Regions from separate parts of the Homo sapiens genome. Here region 1 is linked to region 2. Evidence: chromatin loops called from intact Hi-C (ENCODE). Cell type or tissue: OCI-LY7. All regions are shown on one strand. Each heading gives the region's core, and the rest is flanking DNA. Links, peaks and the distances in the headings are about the cores only.

Evidence for each region. Hi-C counts contacts between places; a loop is a spot of excess contacts. Peaks named below come from ENCODE experiments on the same cell type or tissue, not always from the same donor. Only the 100,000 strongest peaks of a DNase experiment are listed, where the experiment ranks them.
Region 1: it touches region 2 in a loop (5-fold over the local background); 10 of 110 quality-filtered maps call a loop at or near these places.

Annotation. Positions count from the first base shown.
Region 1 is chr7:45,835,770-45,847,432 of GRCh38, reverse strand. It overlaps the pseudogene RNU6-326P. Among named protein-coding and RNA genes, the nearest start is that of CCDC201, 31 kb to the left of the region's middle. In OCI-LY7, for the core only: no CTCF peak of the experiment used is centred there; a DNase peak (open chromatin) is centred at 5,322; H3K4me3 peaks cover 784 bases; H3K27ac peaks cover 1,344 bases.
Region 2 is chr7:45,763,339-45,775,001 of GRCh38, reverse strand. It overlaps the pseudogene SEPTIN7P2 and the pseudogene GTF2IP13. Among named protein-coding and RNA genes, the nearest start is that of CCDC201, 100 kb to the left of the region's middle. RefSeq lists enhancers at 5,694-6,053, 5,375-6,152. In OCI-LY7, for the core only: no CTCF peak of the experiment used is centred there; a DNase peak (open chromatin) is centred at 5,941; H3K4me3 peaks cover 2,510 bases; H3K27ac peaks cover 1,256 bases.

The DNA.
Region 1 (11,663 bases), core at 1,988-9,987, 73 kb before region 2:
TTTGTAGAGACAGGGTCTTGCTATTTGCCCAGGCTGGTCTCAAACTCTTGGGCTCAAGCAATTCTTTCTCATTGGCCTCCCACAATGTTGAGATTACAGGTGTGAGCCACCATGCCCACCCAGAGTGATTTTTTTCTTTTTGAGACGGAGTTTCACTCTTGTCATCCAGGCTGGAGTGCAGCGGTGCAGTGGTGCAGTGGTGCAGTGGCGTGATCTCGGCTCACTGCAACCTCCGCCTCCTGGGTTCAAGTGATTCTCGGGATTACAGGTGTGAGCCACCGTGCCTAGAGTCCATATTTTGGAATATTTTCGATCTGTGGTTGGCCGAATCCATGGATGGGGAACCTGCAGTTATAAGGGTCAACTGTACTGGCCTCGTCAGTCTGGAAATGCCCCTTCTTCTGTTTTCTGGAGATTACGTGTAATTGGTGTTGCTATTTCTTTAACTATGAGCAGACTTCTCCAGTGAAACTATCTGGGTCTGGAGATACCTTTTTTAAGAGTGGGAGGAAAGAGTTAACACAACAGGTCTGATTCATTCATTTCTCACTTATTTCTATAGCCAAAGCATGGCCATTGGTCAAAGTCTGAAAACCAAACTCCTGGAATATTCACATAGCTACCGGGTCAGATGTTATTCTCCACGCCCAAAACAGTGAGCCCAGATGAACCAGGCTGTCAGCAGGTTTAAAGTAAACATACAGATTCATGATGCTTGGCCAGGCTCAGTGGCTCAGGCCTGTAATCCCAGAATTTGGAGAGGCCGAGGCAGGCAGAATCGCTTGAGGTCAGGAGTTCAAGATCAGCCTGGCCAGCATGGCAAAAACCTGTCTCTACTGAAAATACAAAAAATTAGCTGGACGTGGTGGTGAGTGCCTGTAATCTCAGCTACTTGGGAGACTGAGACAGGAGGATCATGTGAACCCAGGAGACAGAGGTCGCAGTGAGCCAAGATCACACCACTGCACTCCAGCCTGGGTGACAGAACGAGACTCTGTCTCAAAAAAAAAAAAAAAAAAAAAGCCACAGTGAGCTATGATCATGCCACTGCACTCCAGCCTAGGAGACATAGTGAGACCCCATTTTTGAAAAAAAAAAAAAAAGAATAAAAGATTCATGATGCCCAACCTGGTGGTTTAGGGCTGTTTGGTCACATGGCAGGAATGTCACCCAGGCTGGAGTGCAATGGTGTGATCTCAGCTCACTGCAACCTCCGCCTCCTGGGTTCAAGTGATCCTCCCGCCTCAGCCTCCCAAGTAGCTGGGATTGCAGGTGTGTGCCACCATAGCCGGCTAATTTTTTTACATTTTTAGTAGAGATGGGGTTTTACCATGTTGGCCAGGCTGCTCTCGACCTCCTGACCTCAGGTGATCCGCCCCCGTCAGCCTCCCAAAGTGCTAGGATTACAGCCATGAGCCAGATGGAGTCTTGCTCTTGTCTCCTAGGCTTGAGTGCAGTGGCACGACCTAGGCTCACTGCAACCTCCGCCTCCCGGGTTCATGCGATTCTCCTGCCTCAGCCTCCAGAGTAGCTGGGATTACAGGTGCCTGCCAACATGCCCAGCTAATATTTTTGTATTTTTGTATTTTTAGTAGAGATGGGGTTACACCATGTTACCTAGGCTGGTATCGAACTCCTGACCTCAGGTGATCCACCCGCCTTGGTCTCCCAAAGTGCTGGGATGACAGGCATGAGCCACCACGCCCAGCCTTTTTTTTTTTTTTTTAAATAAAGATCTGATCTTACCATGTTGCCCAGGCTGGTCTCAAACTCCTGGACTCAAGCAGTTCTCCCATCTCGGCCTCCCAAAGTGCTGGGATTACAGGGATGAGCCACTGTGCCTGGCCTAACCACACAAATTTTGACTCCAGAACTCAAGTGCGATTTCCTGGGCAAGGACATCTCACACAAGTCCTTGCAGTTTGCTCCTGGAAAAGATAAGTCTGTGCTGTCCCTGCAGAGGTTAAGTATGCATTTGACCTTCCAGCCTTCATCTATTAATATCCTTTTTCCTGCTGTCTTTGTATTGTATCCTCCACTGTAATAAACCTTCACCTAGAGTATAACTTGATCTAGAGTCACATGGGTCCTTCCAGGGAATCACCAAACTAGTTGTATGCGACCATGAAGACAAGAAATTCTTTTATTAAAACTATGAATTCAAGGACAGGCGTGGTGGCTTACACCTGTAATCCTAACACTTTGGGAGGTTGAGGTGGGTGGATAGCATGAGGTCAGGAGTTCGAGACCAGCCTGGCCAACATAGTAAAACTCTGTCTCTTCTGAAAATACAAAAAATTAGCCAGGTGTAGTGGTGGGCACCTGTAGTCCCAGCTACTTGGGAGGCTGAGGCAAAAGAATCGCTTGAACCCAGGAGGCAAAGGTTGCAGGGAGCCAAGATTGTGCCACTGCACTCCAGCCTGGGTGATAGACTGAGACACCATCTCAAAAAAAAAAAAAAAAAAAAAAGGATTCAGCTGGGCCTAGTGGCTCATGCCTGTAATCTTAACACTTTGGGAGGCTGAGGCAGGTGGATTGCTTGAGCCCCAGGAGTTGAAGACCAGCCTGGGCAACTTGGCAAAACCCCATCTCTACAAAAAATAAAAATCTAGCTGGGTGTGGTGGCGGGCGCCCGTAGTCCTAACTACTCAGGAGGCTGAGGTGGGAAGATCACCTGAGCCCAGGAAGTCAAGGCTGCAGTGAGCCGTGATTGTGCCACTGCACTCCAGTATGGGTGACAGAGTGAGATACAGTCTCACAATAAAATAAAATAAAAATAAAAAACCATGAATTCAATTTTTAAAATTGTTACAAGATTTTAAAAATTATGTTTCCTATGGAGTGTTTTTTGGTAGTTTGTAGTTTTCAAGGAATTGGTCCATTTCATCCAACTTGTTGGATTTATATGGGTAGAATTGCTTAGTATTCCCTTATTATCCTTTTGTTAGTTGTTTTGTTTTGTTTTGTTTTGTTTTTTGAGACAGAGTCTCACTCTGTCACCCAGGCTAGAGTACAATGGCACAATCTTAGCTCACTGCAACCTCTGCCTCCCTGGTTCAAGCGAGTCTAGTGCCTTGGCCTCCCGAGCACCTGGGATTACAGGTGCCCGCCACCACGCCTGGCTAATTTTTCTTTTTTTTTTTCTTTTGAGACAGAGTCTTGCTCTGTCGCCCAGGCTGGAGGGCAGTGACCTGATCTCACCTCACTGCAACCTCCACCTCCTGGGTTCAAGCGATTCTCCTGCCTCAGCCTCCTGAGTAGCTGGGACTACAGGCGCCCACAACCATGCCCAGATAATTTTTTGTATTTTTAGTAGAGACAGGGTTTCAATGTGTTAGCCAGGAAGGTCTCGATCTCCTGACCTTGTGATCTGCCCACCTCGGCCTCCCAAAGTGCTGGGAATACAGGCATGAGCCACCATGCCTGGCCTAATTTTTGTATTTTTAGTAGAGACGGGGGTTTCACCATGTTGCCCAGGCTGGTCTTGAACCCCTTACCTCAGGTGATCCACCTGCCTCCACCTCCCAAAGTGCTGGGATTACAGGCATGAACCACTACACCGGCCTTGTTTTGTTGTTTTGTTTTGTTTTGTTTTGTTTTGAGGTTTTGAGACAGAGTTTCGCTCTTGTTGCCCAGGCTGGAGTGCCCTGGCACGATCTAGACTCACTGCAACCTCCTTGTCCCAGGTTCAAGCGAATATGGAACGCAACACAAATTTGCATGTCATCTTTGTGCAGGGGCCATGCTAATCTTCTCTGTATCTTTCCAATTTTAGTATATGTGCTACCGAAGCATGCACAATTTTTGTATTTTGTGTAGAGATAGGGTCTTGCCATGTCACCCAGGCTGGTCGCAAACTCCTGAATTGAAGTGATTCGACCACCTCGGCCTCCCAGAGTGCTGGGATTACAGGCATGAGCCACAACACCTAGCCTCAAATGGAAATTTTAAAACAAAAATACAATAACAAAAATTTAAAACTCACTAGATGGACTCAATTAACAATATGAAGGTGAGGAAGAGTCAGTAGACAAACGTGGATTGATAGAAAGCATTCAAACTGGCCGGTCAAGGTGGCTCATGCCTGCAATCCCAGCACTTTGGGAGGCTGAGGTGGTGGATCATTTGAGGTCAGAGTTCGAGACCAGCCTGGCCAACACGGCAAAGCCCCGTCTCTACTAAAAATACAAAATTAGCCAGGCATGGTGGCACACGCCTGTAATCCCAGCTACTCAGGAGGCTGAGGCGGGAAATTGCTTCAACCTGGGGAGGCAGAGGTTGCAGTGAGCTGAGATCGCGCCATGGCACTCCAGCCTGGGCAACAAGAGCAAAACTCCATCACAAAAAAAAAAAAAAGTGCTGAAACTGAGGCCGGGCGTGGTGGCTCATGTCTGTAATTCCAGCACTTTGGGAGGCCAAGGTGGGTGGATCACCTGAGGTCATGAGTTTGAGACCAGCCTGGCCAACATGGTGGAACCCCGTCTCTACTAAAAATACAAAAATTAGCCAGGCTTGGTGTTGACTGCCTGTAATTCCAGCTACTCAGGAGGCTGAGGCAGGAGAATCGCTTGAACCTGGGAGGTGGAGGTTGCAGTGGAGCCGGGATCGTGTCACTGCACACCAGCTGAAATGACAGAGCAAGACTGCATCTCAGAAAAAAAAAAAAAAAAGAAAGAAAAAAAAAGATCAATGGGATTACTTGGTGTGTTTCTGTTTCTTTCAGGGAAATTTATCAGAAGAAAGAGAAAGGATATTTCAGTTTTCTCTGAAAAGCTGATTTTGAAAAGAGCCCTATATCTTATACATAATTTCCCCATGATTCTCCAGAATTCTAAAAAGGGAAGCACATTGTTAATGTTAAAAGGTTTTTTCCTAGGGCTATTTTTGGACTGGACAGAAAAGCAGAATAGTTTGTGTTTTGTGTGGACTTCAGAGTGCATTGAAGGCTGTAAAATAACCGATCTTGTTAGACATCTGTATCCAAAGTCACAGCACTCCAAGCATAGTATAACCCTTGTATATTACTAAAGACTACCCCATTGTTATGTTTTTGCCTTTTTTTTAATAAACCGGCTTTACTGAGACATAATTTACGGACAATAAGTTCTACATATTTGAAATATCAAGTAGATGACTTTTATCAAAGGTATAAAACATTTTCACCTCCTTCCCTCCCCTTTACAGGCAATCTCCCTTTCACTCCCCACTCCAGGCAACCACTCATCTGATTGTTCTCTCTATAGGTTAACTTTGCCTGTTCTAGAATTTCATGTAACTAAAATCACACAGTATGTGCCCTTTTGTGTTTAACACGTCTCACTGAGCACAATGTGAGATTCACTCACACTGCATGCATCAGTAGGTTCCTTTTTATAGTTGAGTGGAGGTTTTGGTCTGAACATACCACAATTTATTTATTCTCCTCTTGATTGACAAAAGGGTTGTTTAGGATTTTTTGGCTAAGTAAATCTCTTTTGAATGTTATTGGACTAGAATTTTTTTTTATTTCATTATTATTATACTTTAAGTTTTAGGGTACATGTGCACAACGTGCAGGTTTGTTACATATGTATACATGTGCCATGTTCGTGTACTGCACCCATTAACTCGAGATGGAGTTTTGCTCTTGTTGCCCAGGCTGGAGTGCAGTGGCATGATCTTGTTTCACTGCAACCTCCACCTTCCAGTTTCAAGCGATTCTCCTGCCTCAGCCTCTCGAGTAGCTAGGATTACAGGCACCCACCACCACGCCCAGCTAATTTTTGTATTTTTAGTAGAGACGAGGTTTCATCATGTTGGCCAGGCTGGTCTCAAACTCCTGACCTCAGGTGATCCGCCTGCCTCGGCCTCCCAAAGTGCTGGGATTATAGGCGTGAGCCAGCGCACCTGGCCATGTTTTTGCTTTTATGAGATATTCATTGGAATTAGAATTTGTTTGATGCCGCTTCAGGATATCAGTAATTATTAAAAGAAAATGTGACTTTTTAACAAAGCAGTCCAGGAATACATTGTAGAGAAAAAAGATGACTGCTTAAAATATGGCTATGGTTAAAATGTTGTCTATATTAAGGAACCTTCGTGAGATCCCCGACATCATTGTGAACACAATCTTTTGTGATTATGTTACATGATTTTCATCTTTTTTCAATTTATCTAAGTGCTTGGCCATAAAGACACAACTGACCACGCTTAACCCCTCTTGAAGACATTTTTAAATCTCTACATGAATACTAACTCCAACATATCTATCTTGTTTTTACCACAAGCATTTTGAAAAAGCAGAGTAGGCCAGGTGCAGTGGCTCATGCCTGTAATCCCAGCACTTTGGGGGGCTGAGGTGGGTGGATCAGCTCAGGTCAGGAGTTCGAGACCAGCCTGGACAACATGGTGAAACCCCGACTCTATTAAAAATACAAAAATTAGCTGGGCATGGTGGCAGGTGCCTATAATCCCAGCTACTCAGGAAGGAGGCTGAGGCAGGAGAATCACTTGAACAATCCAGGAGGCAGAGTTTGCAGTGAGCCGAGATCTCACCATTGCACTCCAGCCTGGGTGACAGAGCAAGACTCTGTCTCAAAATAAAAATTAAATAAAAAAAAAGAAAGGAAAAGAAAAATCTGATGAATGGGGAAAATCTATATGTATTCTTAGAAAAAAATGCTTTTCAGGGCTGGGCGCGGTGGCTCACACCTGTAATCCCAGCACTTTGGGAGGCTGAAGTGGGTGGATAACCTGAGGTCAGGAGTTCAAGACCAAATTGACCAACATGGAGAAATCCTGTCTCTACTAAAAATACAAAATTAGCCAGGCATAGTGGCACATGCCTGTAATCCCAGCTACTAGGGAAGGCTGAGGCAAGAGAATTACTTGAACCCGGGAGGTGGATGTTGCAGTGAACCAAGATTGCACCATTGCACTCCAGCCTAGGCAAAAAGAGTGAAACTCCATCTCAAAAGAAAAGGAAAAAACGCTTTTCAAATTTTTGCATTTCTGACAACTGGATGTCCCCACCTGCCAACCAGTCCTGTGGCCCCCACTCAGGAACTGACTCAGCCCAAGAGGACAGCTTTAATTCTCTATGATTTCATCTCCTGCACCCAACCAATCAGCAGGCCCCCTATCCTAGCCCCTTGCCCACAACACTATCTTGGAAAAATCCCTCTTCTGCAAGACGTTAGCAAGATTGATTTGAGTAATAACTCCATTTCCCACGTGGCATAGCTGGCTTCGCATCAATGAAACTCTTTAACGCCATGGTCTTCAGTGGATTTTGTTTGTGTGGTAGTCAGGAAGAACCCCTTGGGCCATTACAAACATGGGGACATGTAGAGGACCATTTTAGGGACCCCATTCTATTGAGTGCCATGAATACAGAAAAAATCGTGATTCCATTTACATGTTTTAGAAGTGAGAGAAACTCCAAATATGATATGGTCAAGTTGTGCAACAGAATTCAGAATTTATTCAATATTACAGTGTTTATATCACAGAGAACATCTTTGTCACTTATACAGGCAGTTTTCCCTGGGGCTCACATGCTATTGAACACTGTAACGTTTATTTTGGAGAGAATCTGTGGAGATGGGGGAGGCATCGTCAACATTCCAATGCAGCATCAGCTAATTCACATGCAACAAAGAGTCTATCAATGCAGAAATGTGCAAGAGCTTTTGGAAAAGTATAGCTCATTCAACATCAGAGAATTCACAATGGAGGAAAATCGTATGTGTGTAATGGACGTAAAAATGCTTTGAGATGGTGCCCAGAGCTAATCAGACATTCTGGGATTTTGTAGCACAGAGGGGCCTTGTGAGTATAATGGATGAGGAAGAACCTTCAATCAGAGTTCCATACTTAGACAATATCAGCTAATTCAGGTGGGACTTTAAATGGTCATACGTAATGAAGACGGAAAACTCGGGGAAGCATGGGGAATATGGAATGTGAGATCATCCACACTGGAAAGAAGTCTTAGGAGTACAATGAGTGTGGAAAATCACTTGGGGACAAGTTTAGCTTTCTCATCATTGGAGAATTCACACACAAAAAAGGAATGAGCTTGGACGGATCATGGGAGAACTTTCAGGCACTAATCAGGCTAATTCATCCCGGAGAAAAACCTTGATGATGAAGAAGGGGAAAAAGTCTTCCAGTTTTTTTCCTTATTGGATTTCAGAGAATCCTCAGTGACATATAGAGAAACTTGCTGGAGGAATTCAGGGTTTATTAAGATTCACGTTAAAACATTAATCCCATTAAAGTAGGAGTTTAAACTTTTTTGCTTCTTTCACCCCAATCAAAGTTTTCATTCCTTACGTCTCTGTTGAGGGAATGAAGCAACAGGCAAAAATCAATGGTGCACTGGCTTTGCCTTTCAAAACATTACACAATATGTGGGGTGCAGAAGGACAGCATTGAGAGGTGCTGGGTTTGGTGCCAGAATATGGCAGTTGCAAATTCTAATATCATCACAACACACTCATAGGTAGGCCCCATATATCTGATGAACTTCCAGGACCACATCTCTACAAATGCTGAAGATTATTTGGAGATGGGAAAATGTGGCTGCAGGTGCTTTTTCTCCAGGTCTGAGTAAAATGAAATAGTGGGTATTTCTAAGATACATTAGGAGGATGCCAGTTTCTCTTTGTTTCATATTTTCAAAAACAGAGATTTAAAGAGGATGGGCTAGAGCTCTTACGTTCAGCTTCTTATTCCATAAGGGAAGAATCAGGCGTATTTCTTGTGTTGAAGCAACACACACACACACACATACACACACACACACACACACGCACATGTTGTTTGGCAAAAGTCAGACCAGAAGAAAGCTTCTCTCCTACCAGCCTCATTCCTTGGCCTTGAACCAGCATTCTAAGTCTTCCAATACATCCTTGTCTCTCCCTACAGTAACTCTCCCATTGAGTTCTGTTTTTGTTTGTTTTTTGAGAAGGATTCTTGCTCTGTAGCTAGGCTGGAGTGCAGTGGCACAATCTTGGCTCACTACAACTTCTGCCTCCCAGGTTCAAGTAATTCTCCTGCCTCAGCCTCCCAAGTAGCTGGGACTACAGGCATGTGCCAACACGCCAGGCTAATTTTTGTATTTTTAGTAGAGACAGGGTTTCAGTATGTTGGTCAGGCTGGTCTCAAACTCCTGACCTCTTGATCCACCTGCCTTGGCCTCCCAAAGTGCTGGTATTACAGGCGTGAGCCATCATGCCCGGCCCATTGAGTTCTTAATAGAAGTGAGTTAGGTTTTGTAGATTTTTGGCTCCTAGCTTTGCTTAGAGAAGCCAGAAAGAGGCTCAGTGGCTCACACCTAGAATCCCAGCACTTTGGGAGGCCAAGGCAGGCAGATCACAAGGTCAGGAGTTCAACACCAGCCTGGCCAACATGGTGAAACCCCATCTCTACTAAAAATACAAAAATTAGCCAGGTGTGGTGGCATAAACCTGTAATCCCACCTACTGGGGAGGCTGAGGCAGGAGAATCGCTTGAACCTGGGATGCGCAGGTTGCAGTGAGCCGAGATCGCACCACTGCACTCCAGCCTGGGAGACAGAGTGAGACTCCATCCTAAGAAAAAAAAAAAAAAAAAAAAAAAGAGAGAGAAGCCAGAAAGAAAATGTAGGAAAAAAGAGGAGAGGCAGGGGAGATGAGGAATGAACAAAGTTGCAGAGGGGTTGGGGTGGGGGGCGGTGGCTATGCACATAGAGAATGGCAACTGAGGACACCTTATTCCTGAGAACTAAGGTGGCACTAAGGTTGATGGCTAGAGAGTAACTGAAAGGCCTATTTCCCACTAGGCCAGTTTAGTTCCAGCTGCCATCAACTTTTTCTAGTTAGTTCCCTTGCTCACACTCAAAATCTCAGGCATTAAAGCCCCACTGAGTTACCACAATTCATCGAGTCCTGTTTTAGAAGATGTCTAAGGCTGGGCAAGGTAGCTGACACCTGTAATCCTAGCACTTTGGGAGGCCAAGGTGGGTGGATCATGAGGTCAGGAGATGGAGACCATCCTGGCCAACATGGTGAAACCCTGTCTCTACTAAGAATACAAAAAAAAAAAAAAAAAAGTTAGCTGGGCATGGTGGCACTTGCCTGTAATCTCAGCTACTTGAGACCCTGAGGCAAGAGGATTGCTTGAACCAGGGAGTCAGAGGTTGCAGTGAGCCGAGATCACACCACTGCACTCCAGTCTGGCAACAGAGCAACTCAGTCTCAAAATAAAAAAAGAAGATGTCTGGAACTTGCATGAATATCTCTTTCTTTCCTTGTCTATGTCCCCTAGGCCTTGGGGTTAGGACTCTGAGCTGGGATTCCTCTGTAGGCTAAGACCAATCCTCATTCTTATTCCCTCCATATGAGCAATAATTTGATTTCTAATGTCTAAACTTAGGTTGATTTTCCATTGGGAGTTACAGCAACAGTCACGGGGTTCTGAGAAGCGGTGAGGGATGCTTTAGGCTGCAGGTAGCAGAAATCTGCCCAGAAAATAAAGACACGTGACTTACAGATCAGTAAGACTGGAAGTGGGGGTTCCAGGATAGGTATGGTGGCTCAACGCTGTCATGGAGGACATAGGCTCTGCCATCCTCAGTATGTGGGCTTTTCCCCTTGGTCTTGTTGCCTCGTGGTCTCAAGATGGTCCCAGCCATCTCGCCATATGTTTTTGTTTTGTTGTTGTTGTTGTTGTTGAGACGGAGTCTCTCTCTATCACCCAGGCTGGAGTGCAGTGGCATGATCTCGGCTCACTGTAACCTCCGCCTACAGGTTCAAGCGATTCTCCTGCCTCATCCTCCGAAGTAGCTGGGATTACAGGCATGTGCCAGGACATCCAGCTAATTCTGCATATTTAATAGAGACCAGGTTTCACCGTGTTAGCCAGGCTGATCTCAAACTCCCAACCTCAGGTGATCCACCCACCTCGGCCTCCCAAAGTGCTGGGATTACAGGCATGAGCCACGGTGCCTGGCCCACAATTTTTGTATTTTTAGTAGAGACGGGGTTTCACCATCTTGGCCAGGATGGTCTTGAACTCTTGACTTCGTGATCCACCTGCCCTGGCCTCTGAAAGTGCTGGGATTACAGGCGTGAGCCACCATGCCCGGGAAATGGGATGGCGTGCTGCATGGGCTGGAAATCCCTCTACGTTCTAGCAGCACAGCTAAGTCACCCACCCACTTCTAAGCCAACTGACAGCAAAGGGAACAAGTGGCAAACTGGCTGCAATGACACCCACAGGCAGGAGGTCCCCCTGGGATGGCTTCTCTCGGCCCTTTTTGGAGTCCCAGCTCAGTTCCTGCCCTGTCCTCCTTTATCCTCTCGCCAAAACCAAGCTCATTTTCCCTCCGCAAGGGGATTTTCTCCATGGCTTAGCTTATTTTGGTTTTGCTTCAATCGCCAAGTTTCTTCTCCGGTGTAATTCTGGCCAGCACACTGGTCTGACCAGGCCCTACTTGCCCTTAGGACATCTTGTTGCTCATTGATTCTACTGTCTGGTTTTTCCACTCCAATTTCCAAAAGGGGCCATCTGACTGGCCTGGCTGGCTTTCCCTACATTTGTGAGCCAGATGACTTCAAAAATCACTGGCCAGCTGTATGTGATCCTGGTCCACTGAACTGTATATCTGGGGGCTTGGGGGGTGGCAGAGAGGCAGGGTC
Region 2 (11,663 bases), core at 2,249-10,248:
GGCTCAGAGAAGTGCAACAGCCTTGCCCAATGCCCCAGACCACGGCTCCAGGCCCAGAGTGTTCTTTTGTCACTGTGTCCAGAGGGCAGCAGCTGCTGTGATGTACCCACCTGAGCCTGGCAGCTTTCTCCAACTTTGGAAGCCCAGGAGCATGGCCCCTGTCCACAGATGCACCTGGCATGAAGCGTGCCCAGAGGGACAGAGGCAGATGAGTTTCGTCTCCTCCACTGGATTGTGAGGGCCTAGAAGGAGACAAGGGTCTGCTTGAGAAGGCAGTGAATAGTGAGCAACCTGAGGCAGTGCCCCTCTGGATGGATGCGCAGTGCCTGGATGGAAACTGGCTCAGACAGAGCTCAGTTCTGCAGGTCCCTGAGGCATGGAGAGTTCACAGCTACCAAGTGTAGGAGTCTGGATTCAAAGCCAACGGCGTGACTCCAAAGTCCCTGCCCTAGCCCCTGGACCACCTTGCAGGCCCATCAGATGCCTTGGCCAGCAGCACAGCCGGCCAAGACCAGGGAAACTTCAGAGCACCCCCAGGTATTCCAGAGCCTCAGAGCACCCCCAGGTATTCCAACCTAATCCTGGTACCCCTGCCTCTCACCACCCTTCTTCCTGCTTTAACCTCAACCCCTACACAAAGCCTGGGCCACTTAATGTGGCATCAAACAGATGCCTCAATAAATCAGAGTGTAATCTTGAAAAAAAAATAAGACTTAACAGATACACAATTGCATGTTAGAATGCTAAAGACCATAAACATATAACAACTTAAAGTACATATAAATTCAATATATATCCAATCGTTGTGACTATGACACAGTAGAATATTAAAATACTATTTTCAAAATGTATACAAGCTTAATGTTCTATGTATTCAAACTATTTATTCAAAATACAAATCATCAACATAATTTGCCACTAATATTCAGTCCCTTCACAGGACACGATTCACTGGGAGTTAATAAATTAGCAGCCGGCAGGCAGTGACGCACAGCAAAAATGAAAACCAAGAGGTGAAATAGTTCTGAAATAAAGGTTTTAAAGCTAACAGAAATCACTGAATTACTAAGTCATTAGCACTAATTTTGAGCCGACTAACTAATTAATACGAGATGATACAATGTCCTATACTTTGGTAAATACAGACTATGTTTAAACAATGTCTGTAACGTGACTTTCAAAATGCTCCTGGCTTTACAAAGATGTGATTAAGACGTAGTAATACATGCTAAACCATTTCCCCCTGCAGAGCATGTGGTAACTTTCATCAGTCACACTGAGAGTCCAGAAGATAAAGGAAAAGGTCATGGATTTTGCTAAGAACTTACCAGAGTTGAACTCCCTCATTTTCCGTTCCCCAGCATTGGCGGGTTCTGGGACTGGTGGCTGTGGTGGCTCGTTGGTCTTTGTCTCTCAGAAGGTGGGGAATAATCATCATCTTGAAAAAGAAAAAATGGTCATTACTGAAGGAACCATCTTAGGTTACAGCCACCTCTGGGTCAATTCCCAACATTGAAAAGCTGAGCAGGGCTTTAAAGCTATCTTATTAATAATTATTTCTGTATTGCGAACTTCAGCATACTTTTTTCTAGTTACATTTGAAATGTTATTCTTTTGGGATGTGCTCAAGTGAATACTGCTTTTTCCTCTGTCTTGCTTTATTACTTTTTAGTTTGCTTCATTTGAATCATCATTTTAAGTCTCCCCTTCTCCTCAAATAACTTTCAAATTGCTGCCAAGAACTACGTTCTATTTTAAGGCTTTTGAGAAAAAACTTTCAATGAAGATAGCCACCTAAAGTTATACAAATATAGAAGAAACGGGATAAAATAAAGCTTAGATTGGAAAAAATATTTAAGATTATACAAAATTCAAGCATAAACAAGGGAAGCTGAGTAATTGTATGTTCAAATACTTTTAACAAGTGCAAAACATGTAGTCTTAAAGAAATAGAGCTGGCCAGGCATGGTGGTTCACGCCTGTAACTCCAACACTTTGGGAGGCCGAGGCAGGCAGATAACTTGAGGTCAGGAATTCGAGACCAGCCTGGCCAACATAGTGAAACCCCCTCTCTACTAAAAATACAAAAATTAGGCCAGGAGCGATGGCTCATGCCTGTGATCCCAGCACTTTGAGAGGCCGAGGCGGGTAGATCACCTGAGGTCAGGAATTTGAGACCAGCCTAACCAACATAGAGAAACCCCATCTCTACTAAAAATACAACATTAGCCGGGTGTGGTGGCACATGCCTGTAATCCCAGCTACTTGGGAGGCTGAGGCAGGAGAATCCCTTGAACCCGAAAGGCAAAGATTGTGGTGAGCCGAGATTGTGCCATTGCACTCCAGCCTGGGCAACAACAGCGAAACTCCATCTCAAAAACAAAAAAGAAAAAATTAGCCAGGCGTGGTGGCACATGCCTGTAATCCCAGCTACTTGGGAGGCTGAGGCAGGAGAATCGCTTGAACCCAGGAGGCTGAAGTTGCAGTGAGCCGAGACTGCACCATTGCACTCCAGCCTGGGTAACAGAGCAAGACCCTGTCTCAAAAAAAAAAAAAAAAAAAAAGAGAGAGAGAGAAAGAAAGAAAGAGGGCTACATTATTTATGAAACAGATACTGTTAACTCAGTCACCAGAAAGCCTGTGTATAAATGAGCAGTGAGATATCCAAGCACAGCACACACACACTTCTCAGGACAGCTGTCGTGAGAGTCCATGCTCGTTTCCTTCTGGATACATCAGCAACTCACTCTGCTATGATCCTGCAATACATCTCATGTTAGAATTAGAGACATCTGGGCCAGGCACAGTGGCTGACGCCTGTAATCCTAACACTTTGGGAAGCCGAGGCAGGCAGATCACCTAAGGTCAGGAGTTCGAGACCAGCCTGGCCAACATGGTGAAACGCTGTCTCTACCAAAAATACAAAAAATTAGCTGGGCATGGTGGCGCACGCCTGTAATCCCAGCTACTCGGGAACCTGAGGCAGGAGAATCGCTTGAACCCAGGAGGTGGAGGTTGCAGTGAGCCGAGATCGTGCCACTGCATTCTGCCATGGGTGACAGAGCCAGGCTCTGTCAAAAAAAAAAAAAAAAAAAAAAAAACAGAAAAAGAAAAAGAAAAAGAAAAAAGAATTAGAGACATCTGGATCAAATCAGCTGCCAGTCTCGCAAAGTGTCGGGTTAACATCCTATTAAGATTGCTGCTTACACATCATCTATAAAATACTGAAAATATCATTTTAAGAAATCTTTTTTTTACTTGGAGACAGAGTTTTGCTCTTGTTGCCCAGGCTGGAGTGCAATGGTGCGATCTCAGCTCACTGCAACCTCTGCCCCCTGGGTTCAAGCAATTCTCCTTCCTCAGCCTCCTGAGTAGCTGGGATTACAGGCATGCACCACCACGCCTGGCTAATTTTGTATTTTCAGTAGAGACAGGGTTTCTCCATATTGGTCAGGCTGGTCTCTAACTCCTGACCTCAGGTGATCCACTGACCTTGGCCTCCCAAAGTGCTGGGATTACAGGTGTGAGCCACCATGCCTAGCCAAGAAACCCTTATTTGAAAACAAGCCAGGTGCGGTGGCTCATGCCTATAATCCCAGCACTTTGGGAAGCCAAGGTGGGTGGATCACTTGACGTCAGTAGTTTGAGACCAGCCTGGGCAACATGTTGTAACCCCATCTCTACTAAAAATATATTTAAAAAATTAGCTGGGTGTGGTGGTGGGCACCTGTAATCCCAGCTTCTCAGGAGGCTGAGGCAGGAGAATCACTTGAACCTGGGAGGTGGAGGTTGCAGTGAGCGGAGATCATGCCACTGCACTCCAGCCTGGGTGACAATAGAAATACTCCATCTCAAAAACAAAACAAAACAAAACAAAACAAAAAACCACTAAAAAAAAGACTCCATTTCAAAAACAAAACTAAAATCAAAAACACAACACAAATGTAGTATACAAATGAAAATAATTACTGTGTTAAACACAGTTTCATAGAAAATAAAAGACCAATCAAATACAATAAGCTGCCTTTTTAGATGGGTATGTTATTCTTCTTTTACAGCTAAAGAAACAGGCTCAGAGAATGTTATTTGATTGGACCGTGTTGCATCTCTGGACAGTGCAGCTGAAATCAGACTGTGTGTGTAACTCCACTAGCCTACCAGGGTGCCTCTCATAAAGTTAGTAAGAAATGTAAATTTGGCCTAATATACAAAGTTGCCAGGGCAGCACTGGGTCAATTCTACATACAATACTTCTATGTTCATCAAGGGAAACCTTAAGGGAAAGTGAAAATGCTTTTAGAAGGCGACTGGACACCAGCGCCTTTGCTTGTTGCCTTTGGGCTCTTCTTCTAAGGCCAACAGTGACCTGAAATTATTGACTGACTTTTCCAATCAGGTGGACAAAATGGTACCAAGGTCGCCAACATCAGACAAATTCACTTGAGGGCCTTATCTGTGTGCTTTGAAAGACAAAACTGCTTTTGTAAAGGATACTTTACAAAAACATAATCACATTAATAACTAGTAACACTGTAAAATGCTGACGTGTTGAATGCTACTTTAGAAAAACATGTTCAAATTTAGGGAAAAAATTTGATACAAAACTACCTATCAATTATCTAGCTAGCTAGCTAGCTATCTCGAGACATGCTTTCATTCTATTGCTCAGGATGGGAAGCAGTGGGATTACCATAGCTCACTGCAGCCTTGAGCTCCTGGCCTCAAGTGATCCTCCTGCCTCAGCCTCCTAACTAGCTAGGGCCACAGGTGGACACAGTTACGCCTGGGTTTTTGTTTGTTTGTTTTGTAGAGACAGGGTTTCACTACATTGCCCAGGCTGGTGTCAAACTTTGGAGTCTCGCTGTGTCGCCCAGGCTGGGGTGCAGTGGTGCGATCTCGGCCCAATGCAACCTCCGCCTCCCCAGTTCAAGTAATTCTCCTTTACCAGCCTCCCAAGTAGCTGGGACTACAGGCATGCGCCACCACGCCCGGCTAATTTTTGTATTTTTTGTAGAGACTGGGTTTCACCATGGCCAGGCTGGTCTCCAACTCCTGACCTCAGGTGATCCACCCACCTCGGCCTCCCAAAGTGTTGGGATTACAGGCGTCAGCCACTGAGCCTGGCGGAGCACTTTCTTATGTTATTAAGTAGCCTAACCCAGGTGGGGCGCGGTCCCTCATGCCTGTAATCCCGACAACTCTGATGGCCAAGGTGAGAAGATCGCTTCAACTCAGGAGTTCGAAACTGGCCCGGGCAACATAGCGAGGCCCTCCCCCTATCTCTAGAAAAAAATACGAAAATTAGGCCAGGTGCGCACCGCGCCCGGCTAATTTTTGTATCTTTTGTAGAGACGGGGTTTCGTCATGTTGCCCAAGCTGGTCTCGAACTCCTGAGCCCAAGCCATCCATCCTCCCGCCTCGGCCTCCCAAAGTGCTGGGATTACAGTAGGGCCCAGCCAGCCTCATGTTTTATTTAGTAGTCCCTCCCTGTTGCACACTTGGATAGATTTTTAATTTTTTTAGACAGGGTTTACCTCAATCTCGCAGGCTGGAATGCTGTGGTGGGATCATAGCTCACTGGAGCCTTGAACCTTTGGGTTCAAGTAGCTGGGGGTCTGAGGTAGGACTACAGAGATGGGGTTGCGCCATGTTGCTAGGCTGCTCTTGGCCTGAAGGGTCCTCCCGCCTCGGCCACGCCAGACATAGTTTTCTATTTTTGACCAACATAAACACTGTGCTGGGTCTGAATTTTTCAGCTACCCTTCTTCAGCCGGCAACACACAGGACCTGGCGGGGAGGTCACTGTTATTAGTCCCCACTCTGATGAGAAGACTGCCCAGCTCCAGGTACTGTAGCGCCCCAGTGACGTAGGCGAACACCCGCTCCTGTGGCGTCGCGGAAGGCCCACCTCTATGGTGTCGGCGAAGACGCGCCCTTGTGACGTCACGGAAGGCGCGCTCTTGTGACTTCGCAGGAGACCGCCACTCACGCGGAGCCAATCGGAACTCGCGGCGGGGTTGCTGGGTCTTCCAGGATCGCGCATTAGCGGACGCTGGCTACGGGTGGCCGGGCGGGATGTAACCGGCTGCTGAGCTGGCAGTTCTGTGTCCCCAGGCTTCGGCCCGGCCGCCGCCGCACATAAACTGCGAGGAGGAGCTTTACGACTTCTCGGTCTTCGGGGCCGGGCGCAGCAAGGGCCAGACTCTGCGCTAGCAGGCGCTGCGCGCCAACCGGCCGGCCCCTGTCGCAGAAGGTGCAACCGATCGCACTGTCGCGCAGAAGCTCCTCAATGGCCAGCGCCAGCTGCAGCCCCGGCTGCCCACTCGCCTCACCTGAGCCTGGGTACGTGCGCCCCACAACACCTCCACCAGCCAGGGCCCGGGGACTCCCGGTAGCGTCCCCGGCTACCTGGCGCCGTTCATCCTGGGCAGGGTCGGCCCCCTCTGAGGCTGCCCGGCATGAGGGAGCTGCACCCCTGAGCTTGACGTCTGACGGCCCTTTGTAATAGCATTAAGTCTTTGAAACTTTGTAGCGGGGTAGAAGGGGCTAGGAAACGAAGAAAACATCTTTTTAAAAATATAAGCGATCGGCTGGGCGAGGTGGCCCACGCCTGTAATCCCAGCACTTTGGGAGGTCGAGGCGGGTGGATCACGAGGTCAGGAGTTCAAGACCAGCCTGGCCAGCATGGTTTCACTGAAACCCGGTCTCTACTAAAAACACAAAAATTAGTTGGGCCTGGTGGCGGGTGCCTGTAATCCCAGCTACTCGGGAGGCTGAGGCAGAGAATTGTTTGAACCCGGGATGCGGAGGTTGCAGTGAGCTGAGATCGCGCCACTGCACTCCAGCCTGGGCAACAGACCAAGACTCCGTCTAAACAAACAAATATATGTGTGTATATACATGCGATCGAGCCCGGGAGGTTGAGATTACAGTGAGCTGAGATTATATAAGCGATCAAGCACGGGAGGTTGAGGTTACAGTGAGCTGAGATTGCGCCATTGCACTCCAGCCCGTGTAACAGAGGGAGACTCTGTCTCTAAAAAATTATATGCAAGTGAGAGCTTTTCTTCCAGCCCTCATGCTCAGACTGAAGAAAGTAATTGGGCCAGGCCCGGTGGCTCACGCCCCTAATCCCAGCATTTTGGGAGGCGGAGGCGGAAGCGGGTGGATCGCTTGAGCTCAGGAGTTCCAGACTAGTTTGGGCAACATGGTGAAACCCTGTCTCTACAAAAATACAAAAAATTAGTTGGGCATGGTGGCATGCACTTGTAGTCTCCGCTACTTGCGAGGCTGAGGCGGGAGGATCGCTCAGCTGCAGCCTCGACCTCTTGGGGCAATCCATTTCAGCCGCCCAAAGTGCTGAGATTACAGGAATGAGCCATCGTGCCTGGCTTTACACTATATTTTAATACTTTTTTTGAAAATGGAAAGTTTTACAGGCAATTCACTTCCTTCAAACTAATGATAAGGAAGTGATGCTGTTCTGTTCTGTTTTGTTTTTTGTTTTTGTGTTTTTTTTTCTTTTTTGAGATGGGGTCTTTGCCCAGGTTGGAGTGAGGTGGTGCAAACAAGGCTCACTGCAGCCTTGACCTTCGGGCTCAAGGAATCCTTCCCTGTCAGCCTCCCCGGTAGCTAGGACTACAGGTGCATGCTACCACGCTTGGCTAATTCTTTTTTTGAAATGGAGTCTCACTCTGTCTCCCAGGCTGGAGTGCAGTGGTGCAATCTCGGCTCACTGCAGGCTGGTCTCAACCTCTGACTTCGGATGGTCCACCCACTTCTGCATCCCAAAGTGCTGGGATTACAAGTGTGACCCACCGCGCCTGGCGATTTTGCTCATTTTAGATACTAGAACTTTTTAATTTAAATTTTTTTTTCACTGAGATGGAGTCTTACTTTGTCTCCAGGCTGGAGTGCAGTGGCGTAATCTCGGCTCACTGCAACCTCCGCCTCCTGAGTTCAAGCGATTCTCCTGCCTCAGCCTGCCAGAGTTGCTGGGACTACAGGTGCGCACCACCGCACCCAGGAGTTCAAGGCTGCAGTGAGCCATGATCGTGCCACTGCACTCCAGCCTGGGCAACACAGCGAGACCCTGACTCCACAAATAAATAAATCAACATCATATGATCTGTACCAGGGTATAGGCAGGTGCTATGATCCCCACTTTTCATCCTCAACTCTAAGTTGAGTCATACATCAACCTCTAGTAAAAAGTGGCATGCTCTCAGTCAAAGGGGTAAGCCCAAACCACGTGGAGAGAATCTTATCTCTTTTGAGAGCTAATATAAAAAGAATTCCTCCTAGGCATAAAAATATTGTGACATCAGTTACTTAGGCTAAACATGCCTATTATGCTAAGTGAGTTATTAACAATAAATACTTTAACTCTGTGCCATGTTAATTATCATAATCTGATTTATAATTTGTTTTAACCTTAGGTTATATATACCTTGAAGCCATTTATATTTTGGTATACTTGTAATAGTTACTATACACTGGACTATGTATATTGGACTAAACATGGAGAGTCAAAAAAGAGTATGTGGTCAGAGTAGAAATCATGCCCTAGCTTCCTTCGTGTCTACCTCCTACCTTGAGTAGAAGCGGTAGAAAAAGTAATTACCTAAGATTTTTTGGATTCTGGTTTGTGGAGAAGCACCCTTATATTTAGGCTGATGGGTGGCGAAATTAGAAAGTATTTTTTGTGATTTAGAATTTTATACGGAGATGTTCATTGTGATTAATTATTCTTTGTATTAGCAGATTTTTGCTTTTTATAGCTGCATGATTTCTTGTTTATTATTCATTCATTATTGTCTATTAATAAAGAAAAACTTTATTTCACTGAAGCAGTGATACATAATCCAACTTGGATTTTTAAATAATGACTGACTTTTTTCTTTGGGAATACATTACTGTTAAAAATGTAGATTATTAGATACATTACTTTTAATGAATATAAGTGGTATAATTAGAAGGCTGAAAAGAATCCTTGGAAACGTGAGTTTAATTTGATAGCTAAGAAACTGAGGACAAGATACTTATTCTTTGTAGCGTATTTTCTAATGTCATTTCATTGTCTCACCAAGAAATACTTGCATAAAGCAAGTTCAATTATAGCATCTGTTGAATATTTAAGGTTGGGTAAAGTGGGTGAGTTTAACAGATATTTTCCCTTATTTCTTTTAGGTGAATCTGGACTGGGAAAGTTGACATTAATCAACTCATTATTCCTCACAGATTTGTATTCTCCAGAGTATCCAGGTCCTTCTCAGAGAATTAAAAAGACTGTACAGGTCTAGATATTAGTATTTTTAATTGATGATAAGCTGGAATAATATTAATACACACAAAGCACATGTTGTAACTTTTATTATGCTTCCTTAGAGGTAAGATGCAAATTTGCCCTTAGCCAGTGTAAGATGGTAAATATGACTTCATAAAATTAAAAAAACAGAAGAAGTACAGTTAATCAAAAGAATTATCTTGACTAGAACTTTCCAAATTTGTCCTAAGGATTCTCCTAGAGATGACACTGTGACATAGTAACCAATTCCCCTGGAGTTGTGCTATGTCGTATGATAGTCATTTGCCACATGTTTAAATCAATTAAAATTAATTAAATTAAAATGCAATTTCTCATTTGCTCCAGATACATTTCAAGTGCTCAACAGCCACATGTGGCAAGTGGCTGCCATTTTGTGCAGCACATATATGAAGATTTTCATCATTGTAGAAAATTGCATTGGACAGTGTAGAGAAAACATGATTCATAGAAAAGCTATTGTTATTTAAATACAGTGTTCTATATTAGTCGGTGGGATAATACCATATCATAGTTGAATGGCAATAGCAATTCTGTAAGACTCCCAAGGTATATGTGATCTAATTTACTGCTTCTCAGTCTTTGCTATGAATTCCAATCCTGGGTATCCTGTTAAATTTAGTTCTTCTAGTAGTTCTGAGATGGGCTGCCTTTCTACATTTCTAACAAGATCCCAGGTGATGCTGATGCTGCTGGATGGTAGATCACACTTTATAAAGCAAGGGGCTAGACTCTAGATATGCACTTTTTATTAAATAGTACAGCAGCCTGTAGCCACATGTGGCTATTAATCTTTGAAATGTGGGTAGTCTGAATTGTGATGTTCTGCAAATATAAAATATACCACAGATTTCTAAGACTGAGCATGGAAAAGAAAATCTCCGTAATTTTTTATATTGATTGTATACTGCAGTGATAATATTTTGGATGTATCGGGTTAAATAAAATTGACTGATTTCACCTTTTTCCTATTTTAAAAGTGGCTACTAAGAAAATTTTAAATTACTTACATGATTGACATGGTATTTTTATTTGGCAGCGCTGCTCTAAGCTGTTAATGAAAAATATTGTTGGTGAGCTCTGCTTAGGTAATATATAGGACACGAGCAGAGAGGAGGCACGTGAACAGTTCTGGCGGGAGTAGGCTTCATTGAGGCCGTGATGCTTTTAGCTGGATTTGAAGAAGTGGTAGTGATCATCCCAGTGCACAGGATAGTAGGGCAGTCTATATATTCTGAGCAGTAACTCATACATATCATACTGCAAGACCCCAAAGGAGTAATTTTGTGAAGTAAATATCTTATTTCTCCTTTTTAATGTTTCCATTTTAGGAATTTTTTTTTTTTTTTTTTTTTTTTTAGTAACCTTCATAGGGCTTGAGATTTAAAATTACCTGCAAAATTCTACTCTAAAAACTTGATCCTACATGCTTATTTATTTTGTGATAAATATTGGAAATTTTAAACCTAAGTAAGAAAATGAACTTTGAACTATCTTAATTTGGGTATCTGTTATGAATACCTTCACTTAAGTATTTATGAATTTAGATATGAAAGGTAAAACTAACCACTATCCAAATTAATATACAGTTCATTTCCAGAACCCTAGTTTCTTCCATGTGCTCACTCTCATTCAGTATTACAACCCCCAAAGATAAACACCATACTGACTGCCTTCTCCATAAATTTGCCTGTTCTTGAACGTTATATACATATACTTTTTTGTATCTGTTTTCTTTCAGTGCAGATTATGTCTGTATTATTTACTCATGTTGGGTGTAGTTGTTTTTTCATCGTCGTATAATACTCCATTGTGTGACTGTATCAGTATATATCCTTTATTATTTATTGTAGATAAGCCTTTGGGTTTTCAGTTTTTTACTAACGGGAACATTCTTGTGTATGTCTTAGTAGACTTAGGCACTCATTGCTGTTGTGTGTGCATAAAGATATAGAGGTATTTGAGTTTATTTTATTTGATTTCTAGTGAGGTTGAACATGTCTTTTGTACTCAATAACTGTTCAGATTTCATTAAAGTGTTTTGGTAATCTTAATATTTTCTGTCATTTTCTTGCTGATTTATAGGAGTTTGAAAAATCTAATAATCCCCTACATTTTAGATATTGCAGACATTTTCTCCCCAGGTGAGCATCTGTTAAAGATGTGACATGCCCTCAATTTACTAGAATTCTTACATTGGCTTAGCTTCAAAATAAATTGCCTAAACCCATTTTACCTTCCTTTAAAGTAACACTTCAAAAATATCCTCTTCTGTTTTGAATATCTTCTCGGAAACTCTCTTTATCTTGAAAACAAAGGGGTAATGGAGGTGAGAATA